Regions from separate parts of the Homo sapiens genome. Here region 2 is linked to region 1. A link is an interaction called in ENCODE POLR2A ChIA-PET data of the cell type or tissue named here. Cell type or tissue: HepG2. All regions are shown on one strand.

The links. Peaks named below come from ENCODE experiments on the same cell type or tissue, not always from the same donor. Only the 100,000 strongest peaks of a DNase experiment are listed, where the experiment ranks them.
Region 2: POLR2A ChIA-PET joins it to region 1 with 6 read pairs; 4 of 35 experiments call an interaction of 5 or more read pairs at or near these places.

Annotation. Positions count from the first base shown.
Region 1 is chr2:127,452,483-127,457,482 of GRCh38, forward strand. It overlaps LOC124907884 (a long non-coding RNA gene), which reads left to right and starts at 3,177. Exons shown (of 2, transcript XR_007087229.1): 1 at 3,177-3,407; 2 at 3,684-5,000. In HepG2, CTCF peaks have their summits at 1,072 (motif pointing left) and 1,348; DNase peaks (open chromatin) are centred at 1,069, 1,609, 2,589 and 2,859.
Region 2 is chr2:127,364,109-127,369,108 of GRCh38, forward strand. All of the region lies in intron 1 of MAP3K2 (mitogen-activated protein kinase kinase kinase 2), which reads right to left. All of the region lies in intron 1 of LOC124906074 (a long non-coding RNA gene), which reads left to right. Among named protein-coding and RNA genes, the nearest start is that of MAP3K2-DT, 21 kb to the right of the region's middle. In HepG2, no CTCF peak of the experiment used is centred here; no DNase peak of the experiment used is centred here.

The sequences.
Region 1 (5,000 bases):
CTTCCTGGGTTCAAGCGATTCTCCTGCCTCAGCCTCCTGAGTAGCTGGGATTACAGGCGTGCACCACCATGCCTGGCTAATTTTTGTATTTTTGGTAGAGACGGGGTTTCACCATGTTGGCCAGGGTGGTCTTGAACTCCTGACCTCAAGTGATCCTCCTGCCTCGGCCTCCCAAAGTGCTCTGATTACAGGCATGAGCCACTGTGCCCAGCCAGTCCCAAAATCCCTTGAACTCGCTACAAGGGGTGGTGAAGAAAGGGGAGGGTTTTGGAAATGGTTAAGAAATTGATATGGGGGCCGCCCAGCCAGTAGGACAATCAATTGGCAAAAGAATCCTGGACAGTCCCAAGTGGTTGGAACTCAGAATTTGGAAGCTTTCCACTCAGTTTGTATAGCACTGCTGTGTGCTCTATGGCACTCTATATTTGTTTGGTTTCCCCCAGACACTCATTAGCTTGGGCAAGTGGTAGCACCAGTATTTGAATGAACCCACACACTGGAACTGATCTTTGGGGCGGGAGGTTTGGGGTTGCCCAGGAGGGAGGTCAGTCCACCCGCCTGAGTCCTCCACTAGGCAGTTGCTGGACATTATAAGACATTTGGGCTTGAATAGTAAAAGGGGAGGATGGCATGTACCTGCACTGAGAGCAGACTACCCCTGACTCCCTAACAGTGTCCTGTTGGTTTAGGGAACTCTTAGAGAAGAGGATGCCCTCATCCCTGGAGACTGTGATAGCAGGTGAATGAACTGACAAGGCAGAGACATCAGGCCAAGGCTGGTCTCCTAAGCACAGCTGGAGCGATACCTCTGCTGCTGGGACCTGCTGTGCCCAACCCTTGTGCTAAGCCAGCTAAAGCATTACTTAAAGTGACTAAAGACAAGGAAGGTCATATCCCTGACCCTCGCAGGACTCTGAAGATGGTGGCTGTCCTACTGAACAGGTGCTCCAAACCACGAAACACGGGTCAAGCTCTATTGCTTCTTACCAGGATGCCGCTGGACAGGAGGCAGGGGCTTGAACTCCCAGGAAGGAAGAGCCTGAGGGTAGGACCCTGTGGAAGAGGACTGGTGTCCTCTAGAGGAAAGGCAGAGTGACAGCACCATGACAGTGATAAGTGGCAATCAATCCACCATCTGCTTTGCCGGTGACCACAGCAAAGTAATAACAACTGAGAAGACAAAAAGGGAGGACCAAGAAGGAGGGGACAACTCTTGCCTGGAGGAGAAAACATCTTCTCTCTCGCCCTGTGGCCCTGTTTCTCCTAACCCAGGAACCAAAGACAAAGGGGCTGGCTGGCTGTCTAGAGTGTTCTGGCGGGGAGGGAGCTCCACCTAAAGGGCTGAAACTCAATGGCTGGCTGCCCCAGTATGGAATGGAAAAATGGTGTCCCTGCAAAAGCATCCTGCACAATTAGTGAGGAAGGTGGGAATGACCCCCAGCGAAGGCTTTGGACCCTGGCCCACAGATACCTTGTTGATGGGGATTTTTAAGGCTTGGAAGGCTGCTGACCCTATGTTAGCATAGGGTCTTAAGGGTTTGGGCAGACTGTCAATGGAAAATGTTAGCTGAGGCCAAAGGTCTTGGTCAGCTGGGGATGTAGAAGTGGGCTTATCAGACGACAGGCTGAATGCAACACAATGGTGTGGCAAGCCCTGAGCAGCTTAAGGGAGTCCTGACTCCATCTGCTTGTTTCTTAGGAGAGCTTCCGACAAAGTCCTCTTCAGGGGCAATGATACTAATACTAAGACAATTCAAGGGGCCATAGCTGCCTGGACTTACTGGAAACTTAGAAAAGACAAACTCAGAGTGCTGCCCATGAATTCTACAAACAACACCCTACCTGGCCTAAATCCAAATTACTATGAACAGTAAGACTTCCCCTCTCCTAAGCCAGACAAGCTTCCTACAGCCAGGCATCTCCTTAAATGTGAACCCTGCAATGAACAAGAAAGGTTACTTTGGATCCTAAGGAGGGGGGCGCTCAAGATTGGATGATCTCTAGTAAATTGGTTTAACAGTTCCAATAATTACTAGGGTTAGACGACAATTCTCAGCAGGTGTCTCCTCTGGAAACAGCCCCTCCTTCATATCTGGCCGTGTCCCCCATACGGATCCAGTGGTCCATGTTCATGGAAAACAGACCCTTCTGGTAGACAATCGCCCTTTTACCTTTCTCCACGTTAATAGTAATCTGGGCAGGGCGCAGTGGCTCATGCCTGTAATCCCAGCCCTTTGGGAGGCAGAAGTAGGTGGATCACTGGAGGTCAGGAGTTCGACACCAGCCTGGCCAACATGGTGAATCCCCATCTCTACTAAAAATACAAAAATTAGCTGGGTGTGGTGGCAGGCACCTGTCGTCCCAGCTACTCAGGAGGCTGAGGCAGGAGAATTGCTTGAACCCAAGAGCGGAGGTTGCAGTGAGCCGAGATCACGCCATCGCACTCCAGCCTGAATGACAAGAGCAAGACTCCGTCTCAAAAGAAAAAAAAAAATAGTAATCTGGACTCCAAAAAATAAACAACACTGGGTGACCAAATCTCATATTACAGGAAATGCTCATGCTTTAAAGGGATCCGTGGACTTTGTACCCTTGCTTGAACTAAGTCAGCGTGACAGGCTGTAATCCTTCCAAGGGGAATGGTTTGGGAGGATTAATTAAAGGGATAATTACCCACTTAACTGTTAGTATTGGCCTGGTTTTGCTACAATGTGCACCCCATTATTGGAATGGATCTCCTCAGTCACTATGTAACTCACGGAACAAGCCCAAGTCTTTCACGCTATTGGTGGGTGCCAGGGGTGAACTTTCCCCTCGTGGTGCAGGTGGTAAACATGCTACCTTACCGCTGAGGCGGGGCATGGAAGGATTACTGCCTGTCACAGCTCACTTAGTTCAAGCAGGGGTGCGAAGTCCACAGGCTCACCCCCACCCTTTCTCAGAGAGCTGGTTTCATATGGCTGGATTCTTTTGTCACAGTCTGCATTTCATCCTAGGATTGTCCTGATTCCCTAAATGAATTGTATTTTTTTGAGACAGGGTCTGGCAGCCTCGAACCCCTGGAGGCTTAGGTGATCCTCCCACCTCAGCCCCCAAGTAGCTGGGACCACAGGCTCAGCTAATTTTTACTTTTTTTTGCAGATATCAACCTCTCTATGTTTCCTAGGCTGGTCTCAAACTCCTGGACTCAAGCAATCCTCCTGCCTTAGCCTCCACAAGTGCTGGGATTACAGGCATGAGCAACTGCATCCGGCTAAACAACCTCTCTTCTTGCAACACTGTTTCCTTGTGAGCTCATTAACATGCTAATTACCACATTCCACAGGAAGATGGATTACAGAGCAATAAGACAGGCTGGGTTCACCCTGGAACGTGACCAGTAGTGACAGCCTCTAACAATGACACAGGTGGGGACCACTATCGGAAGATGGAGATTCTGGGGAACTGCTACCAGCTGCAGGGCTGAGAGTGACATATCTGACATTTGTTCATTGTTCATCTGTTCATACAGTCATTCTTGCATGAGTTTACTGGACACCTGCTGTGAGCAGGCACTGAGTGGCATAAAAATTCCTAGAACAGTCTCATCAGAGAAAAGACACACACAGAAAGAGAAATTATACTACAATGCAGTTATGGAAACTCATTCAACAAAATTTTACTGAATGCTTACTATTTGTCAGGTACCGTTATCGATGCTGGGAGAAGAGAAAAGGACATCATTTTGCCCTCAGGGAGCTCATGGTCTAACGGAGAGAGAGACATGTGAACAACTACAACGTCTGCGGTCTAAGAAAACACTAAATTGGAGACGTGTTCAAAGCAGTGCAGGGGAGGGAGCGGAGTGAGACTTCCGGGGTCACCCAGAAGGGCTTCCCGGCAGGTAAGTTGCAGCTAACCCACACAGATGTTAATTACAGCAAGAAAAGATCTTTCACAGTGCTCCCTGTGCGTCAGGCAGGCTAGAGGTCTTGTCAAAAGTATGGCATATGTATCACATGCAAAATGATTTGAAGTAGAATGTGGACCAATTTTTAATTTTTTACTTATGCATCTAAATGTGCATTACAAAAAAATATAATGAGAAAACCAAACTTTCACCAATATGATTGCTCAGAGTGAGGCTAAAGGAATGAGTTTTAAAACTGATTTGAATCACAAATAGTGCTTAGATGTGGAGAGCATCTTAAATGTGGCTTGCCAATGACTGGATTTTGGAAAGCACCGATATGCGCATCTTTTTTTTTTTTTTTTTTTTTTTTTTTTTTTTTGAGATGGAGTCTTGCTCTGTCGCCAGGCTGGAGTGCAGTGGCGTGATACCGGCTCACTGCAATCTCCATCTCCTGGGTTCAAGCGATTCCCCTGCCTCAGCCTCCCCGAGTAGCTGTGACTCCAGGCACGCACCACTATGCCCGGCTAATTTTTTGTATTTTAGTAGAGACAAGGTTTCACCACGATGGCCAGGAAAGTCTCGATCTCCTAACCTTGTGATCTGCCCACCTTGGCCTCCCAAAGTGCTGGGATTACAGGCGTGAACCACCGCACCCGGCCACATGCATCTTATTTTAGTGAGATGAGATGTAGGAGTTAGCGAGGTAGGGAAAGGGAAGAACAGTAGACACAAGGAACACCAACTCAAAGCACACAGGAGAGAGTGCACGGGCTGCCTGAGAACAGGTGGTGGTGAAGCACGGTGGGCTGCGGGGCACGCGGAGGGCTGGAGGAGTGTGCGGGAGCAGAACCCCTGCTTCTGTGTTCCACTGCCTGTGTAAACTTCTCAGGTCGGTTCCCATGGTCATGTCTCTCCAGGAAGTTTCTCAATGGCACACACCATGTTACCCTCCCTTATGTCAAGCTTGTCCAACCCGTGGCCCAGGATGGCTATGAATGCAGCCCAACACAGATTTGTAAACTTTCTTAAAACATTATGAGATTTTTTTTTTTTTAGCTCATCAGCTATCATTATTGTATTTTACATGGAGCCCAAGACAATTCTTCTT
Region 2 (5,000 bases), 88 kb before region 1:
AACCTATCTGCTTTTCTCAAAGGACTTGCTATTAATAGAGCCCCCTTCCTGGTCCTTGATTTCTGCTCATCCCTTGAATACCCATCTCCCCTCTCTTTAGTAAATCTTACTACTAATTTGCATCTCAAAACAATTTACCCAGGAAACCATTCGGATAACCAAAAGAAGCAAATAGATAATCAAAAAAAGCAAAGAGTAGGAGTCAATAGGTTCTGAGTTATACTACGAAGTGTTCCATATGCCTTATTGATAGCTACTTTTTGTCTCTGTGCTGTCTGAAATGCTTCCTTTTTTCTACTTGTCCAAACCATCTTTTAAGGGCCCAGCTTAAGCCCTCCCTGTCCTCTTCACCTGGTCATCTTACCATGTATAAACGATAATGGAAAAGAATTATCGTCTGTGGACTGTCAGACGATGTGCTAGACATTTCACATACACTACCACCTAACCCTGGCTACACTGGAATGACAGCACTTGCCATCTCTCCACTCATCACACAGTCACCTTTCTGAAAGGATATTACCTCATAGAACAGCTTCCTAACTATTCCATATTTTTACATGTGCTCTCTGCCACTAGACTACAATAACCTCAAATATAGGAACTATGTCTTCTACTTTATTCTGCACTCATCTTCTTTTCCCTCCACCTTTCCCCTCATCTTTAAAAATATACCCCTCCTATTTCTCAATCTCTTCTCATTACTACTGCAATGACTACTAATAAAAGCTACTATTGACCAGGCGCAGTGGCTCACGCCTGTAATCCTAGCACTGTGGAAGGCCAAGGCAGGCAGATCACCTGAGGTCAGGAGTTTGAGACCGGCCTGGCCAACATGGCAAAACCCTGTCTCTACTAAAACTACAAAAATTAGCCGGGTGTGGTGGCACATGCCTGTAATCCCTGCTACTTGGGAGGCTGAGGTTTGAGCCCAGGAGGCAGAGGTTGCAATGAGCCGAGATCGTGCCATTGCACTCCAGCCTGGGCGACAGAGTGAGACTCTGCCTCAAAAAAAAAAAAAAAAAAAAAAAAAAAAAAAAAAAAAAGCTACTATTTATAATGGCTTGCACTGAGCAGACACTCTAAGTGTTTTACATTTGATTTCATCCTTACAACAATCCCATAAGGTAGTTATCATTTCCCTGTTTCACAGAGGAGGAAGTGGGCTTAGAGAGCTTAAGCAACTTGCTCTCTCACATTCCTATGAGCCTTGATCCATAAAACATCACTATGGACTCCCACAACTTTAACATCCCCCACTGTGTTTCTTTTCATCCTTAACTGCTGTGGCAGTTTATACTGTGTCAACCTGGTTACATCCAAACTACATTTCCCAGAATCCTCTTTCCATAGGGTAGGTGGCCCAAAGAGCAAAAGACTTTCTGAAGAGTATGGTTAGATAGAGCTGCAGTTGCCAGCCGACTGCGCAGCTCTCCTCTGCTCTGTATACAGCTCCTCTTCTTGATTGCCAACCCTGCTGACCAAACAGCAACCCCAGGTTCACCACCAAAAGCTTGACTGAGGACCACAAAAGAGGCAGCTACACAGAGGTGACAACTCTCCACAGACTTTTCACCAGCTCCAGTGTGTGGTCCCACTCCAGTAGCTGGGCATACCTGGCTTCTCAGATTCACCTGTAAACGCTGAGCTGACCACTGCACAACTGCTTCAAAGAGGCTGAATAGTAGCTTTTCTCTGACCTGCCCTACAGACTCTGACTTCTGGAGTTTCTCCCACAGCTGTATGAAGTCCTATTCCTTTCCTAAATCCCTTATTCCATAATATCATAGTAGCTCTGTTTTCTTGATTGAGCCCTTAAATGATTCAAGTACTCAAGCTTCCTCCCAATCTACTGACCAAGAAATCTCTGCAGCTTTCCCTCTGAGATCTTCTTGCATATATAACAAAATCTACATCATTTGGTCTCCAATTTGACTGCTTCCAAACAAACCTTGTTTTATCAGTTCTGCACTGTCCTCCTTTGCTTCCAAGGAACAAGTAACCCTCATTCCAAAAAAGTCGTATCTCACTACTTGATCCTCCCATTTGCAAAAAGCAATATTTAATGGAGAGAATACTAGAGTGGGTAACAGATTAACAAACGTCAATACCAATTTATTAACTAAGAACAAGATTAGCTAAAAACACTCCAGGGTTAGCCAGGTGTGGTCGTGTATGCCTGCAGCCCCAGCTACTCAGGAGGCTGAGGTGGGAGGATCCCTTGAGCCCAGGAGTTTGAGTACAGCCTGGGCAACATACAAAAACCCTATCTCTGGAAAAAAAAAAAAAAAACCCAACAAAACAAAACAAAAAGAATACTCAGAGGATACGTGTATGCTTTAGTTAGAAATGTGAAGATTGAGAAAGGAAGAACAAGAAATAAAAAATTCTGAGAAGAAAAATATTTCGTGATGTATAGTTTGTCCCAAAATGTGTTTTTCCCCCCATTTGAAGTAAGGAAGCTTCACTTTTTTATATAATCATTTTGGGCTTATCCAAGTGTCTCCCTGAATTATTTTTCGGTTGCTACTGGGCATAAAGGAAGACTGTATGTACAATTTTTCCAATACTTTTTTTCCTTCTCCAAAAAGATCTTCACCCCACTCCCTACCTTTTTGGCTAACATATTTCCAAAAATGTATTTTATTAGTCTTGGTTCTCCACTCATAACATGAGAATAATTCTGTTCTCTGTTATTTTCTAAGGCTCAATGCTTACTATTCTGGAGTTCATTACTAAGCTGTCCCACAGTCAAGGGTTTTTTTTTTTTTTTTTTTTTTTGAGACAGAGTCTCGCTTTGTCACCAGGCTGGAGTGCAGTGGCACAATCTCAGCTCACTGCAACCTCCACCTCCCGGATTCAAGCCAATCTCCCGCCTCAGCCTCCCGAGTAGCTGGGATTACAGGCATGCACCACCACACTCGGCTAATTTTTGTATTTTTATTAATATACATTACATGATCTCAGAACACATAACTAACCTACCCTTTCTCAAATCACAGGGCAAGATTATATATGAAGAGACATAACAGCTTGGGGGTGAAGTCAAAAGAATGCAGCCATGTACTGATCACAGACTGGTTGGATTAATGTCACATCATCTCTAAAAGTAGATTTTTATCAATCTAAGGCTGAGCAACCCTCTACTTATCTTGTTTCCTTATAGTATCTGAGCAACTAAGAAGTTTTGTAAATACTGTCTGACATATGTATATTATACAATAAGATATTATTAACTTTAAAAAGGAGTTAACAGGTTACTTTAAAATGCCTAATCAGAATATACATTAAAGCCATCATATGAAACATAATGTTGATCTATCTCTCCTTAAACTGAATCAGGAGACATTAGGTCTCATTTCCCTATCACATTAGAATAAAATACTTTGGATTAAAACTCCAGGCAGGGCACTGTGGCTCACAACCATAATCCCAGCACTTTGGGAGGCTGAGGCAGGCATATTACCTGAGGTCAGGAGTTTGAGACCAGCGTGGCCAACATGGTGAAACCCTATCTCCACTAAAAATGCAAAAATTAGCCAGGCGTGGTGGCACATGCCTGTAATCCCAGCTACTCGGGAGGCTGAGGCACGAGAATGGCTTGAATGCAGGAGGCGGACGTTGTGGTGAGCCAAGATCGCACCACTGCACTCCAGCCTGGGTGACAGAGTGAGACTCCGTCTCAAAACAAAACCTCCATAATACCATTAAAATGTAACAAAGCCAGTCAAACTTTACAGTAATTAGAAACTCTCAAATAATGATAATGAAACACATCTAAACACGTCTAAGTCACAAATCTAAAATAAAATATGACTTAGGAGCATCCAACTACAGTCATCCCTCAGTATCCACAAGGGACTTGTCTCAGGACCCCATAGATAACAAAATCTGCAAATGCTCAAGTCCCTCATATAAAATGGCAAGTATCGGCTGGGCATGGTGGCTCACGCCTGTAATCCCAGCACTCTGGGAGGCCGAGGCGGGTGGATCACTTGAGGTCAGCAGTTTGAGACCAGCCTGGCCAACATGGTGAAGCCCTGTCTCTACTACAAATAGGAAAATTAACCTGGTGTGGTGGTGTGCCCCTGTAGTCCCAGGTACTTGGGAGGCTGAGGCACAAGAATCACTTGAACCCAGAAGGCAGAGGCTGCAGTGAGCCGAGATCACACCACTGCACTCCAGCCTGGGTGACAGAACAAGACACTGTCTCAAAAAAATAAAAATAAGGCGGTCGGGCATGGTGGCTCACACCTGTAATCCCAGCACTTTGGGAGGCTGAGGCGGGCAGATCACGAGGTCTGGAGTTCGAAACCATCCTGGCCAACATGGTGAAACCCCATCTCTACTAAAAATACAAAAAATTAGCCGGGTGTGGTGGCATGCGCCTGTAGTCCCAGCTACTCAGGAGGCTGAGGCAGGAGAATGGCTTGAACCAGGGAGGTGGAGGTTGCAGTGAGCCCAGATCGTGCCACTGCACTCCAGCCTGGAGACAGAGTGAGACTCCATCTCAAAAATAAATAAATAAATAAATAAAAATAAAAAGGCAAAGTATTTACATATAAACTATGCATATCCTCCCATATACTTTAAATCATCTCTAGATTATTTTTAATACCTAATATAACTGCCATGTAAATAGTTGTTATAAGTTATTTTTTAAATTTGTATTTTTTTTTTCTTTTTGAGATGAGGTCTTGTGATGTTGCCCAGGTTGGCCTCGACCTCTTGGGCTTAAACAAACCTCCCGCCTCAGCCTCCAAAGTAGCTGGCACTACAGGCATTTGCCACTGCACCCAGCTTGTTGAATTGTGACTAGTATTATTATTCTCAAATATTTTATTTTTTATTTTTGTGTGGACAGAGTCTCACTCTGTTGCCCAGGTTGGAGTGCAGTGGCGGGATCTCGGCTCACTGCAACCTCCGACTCCCTGGTTCATGCGATTCCCCTGCCTCAGCCTCCGGAGTAGCTGGGATTACAGGCACGCATCACCACGCCC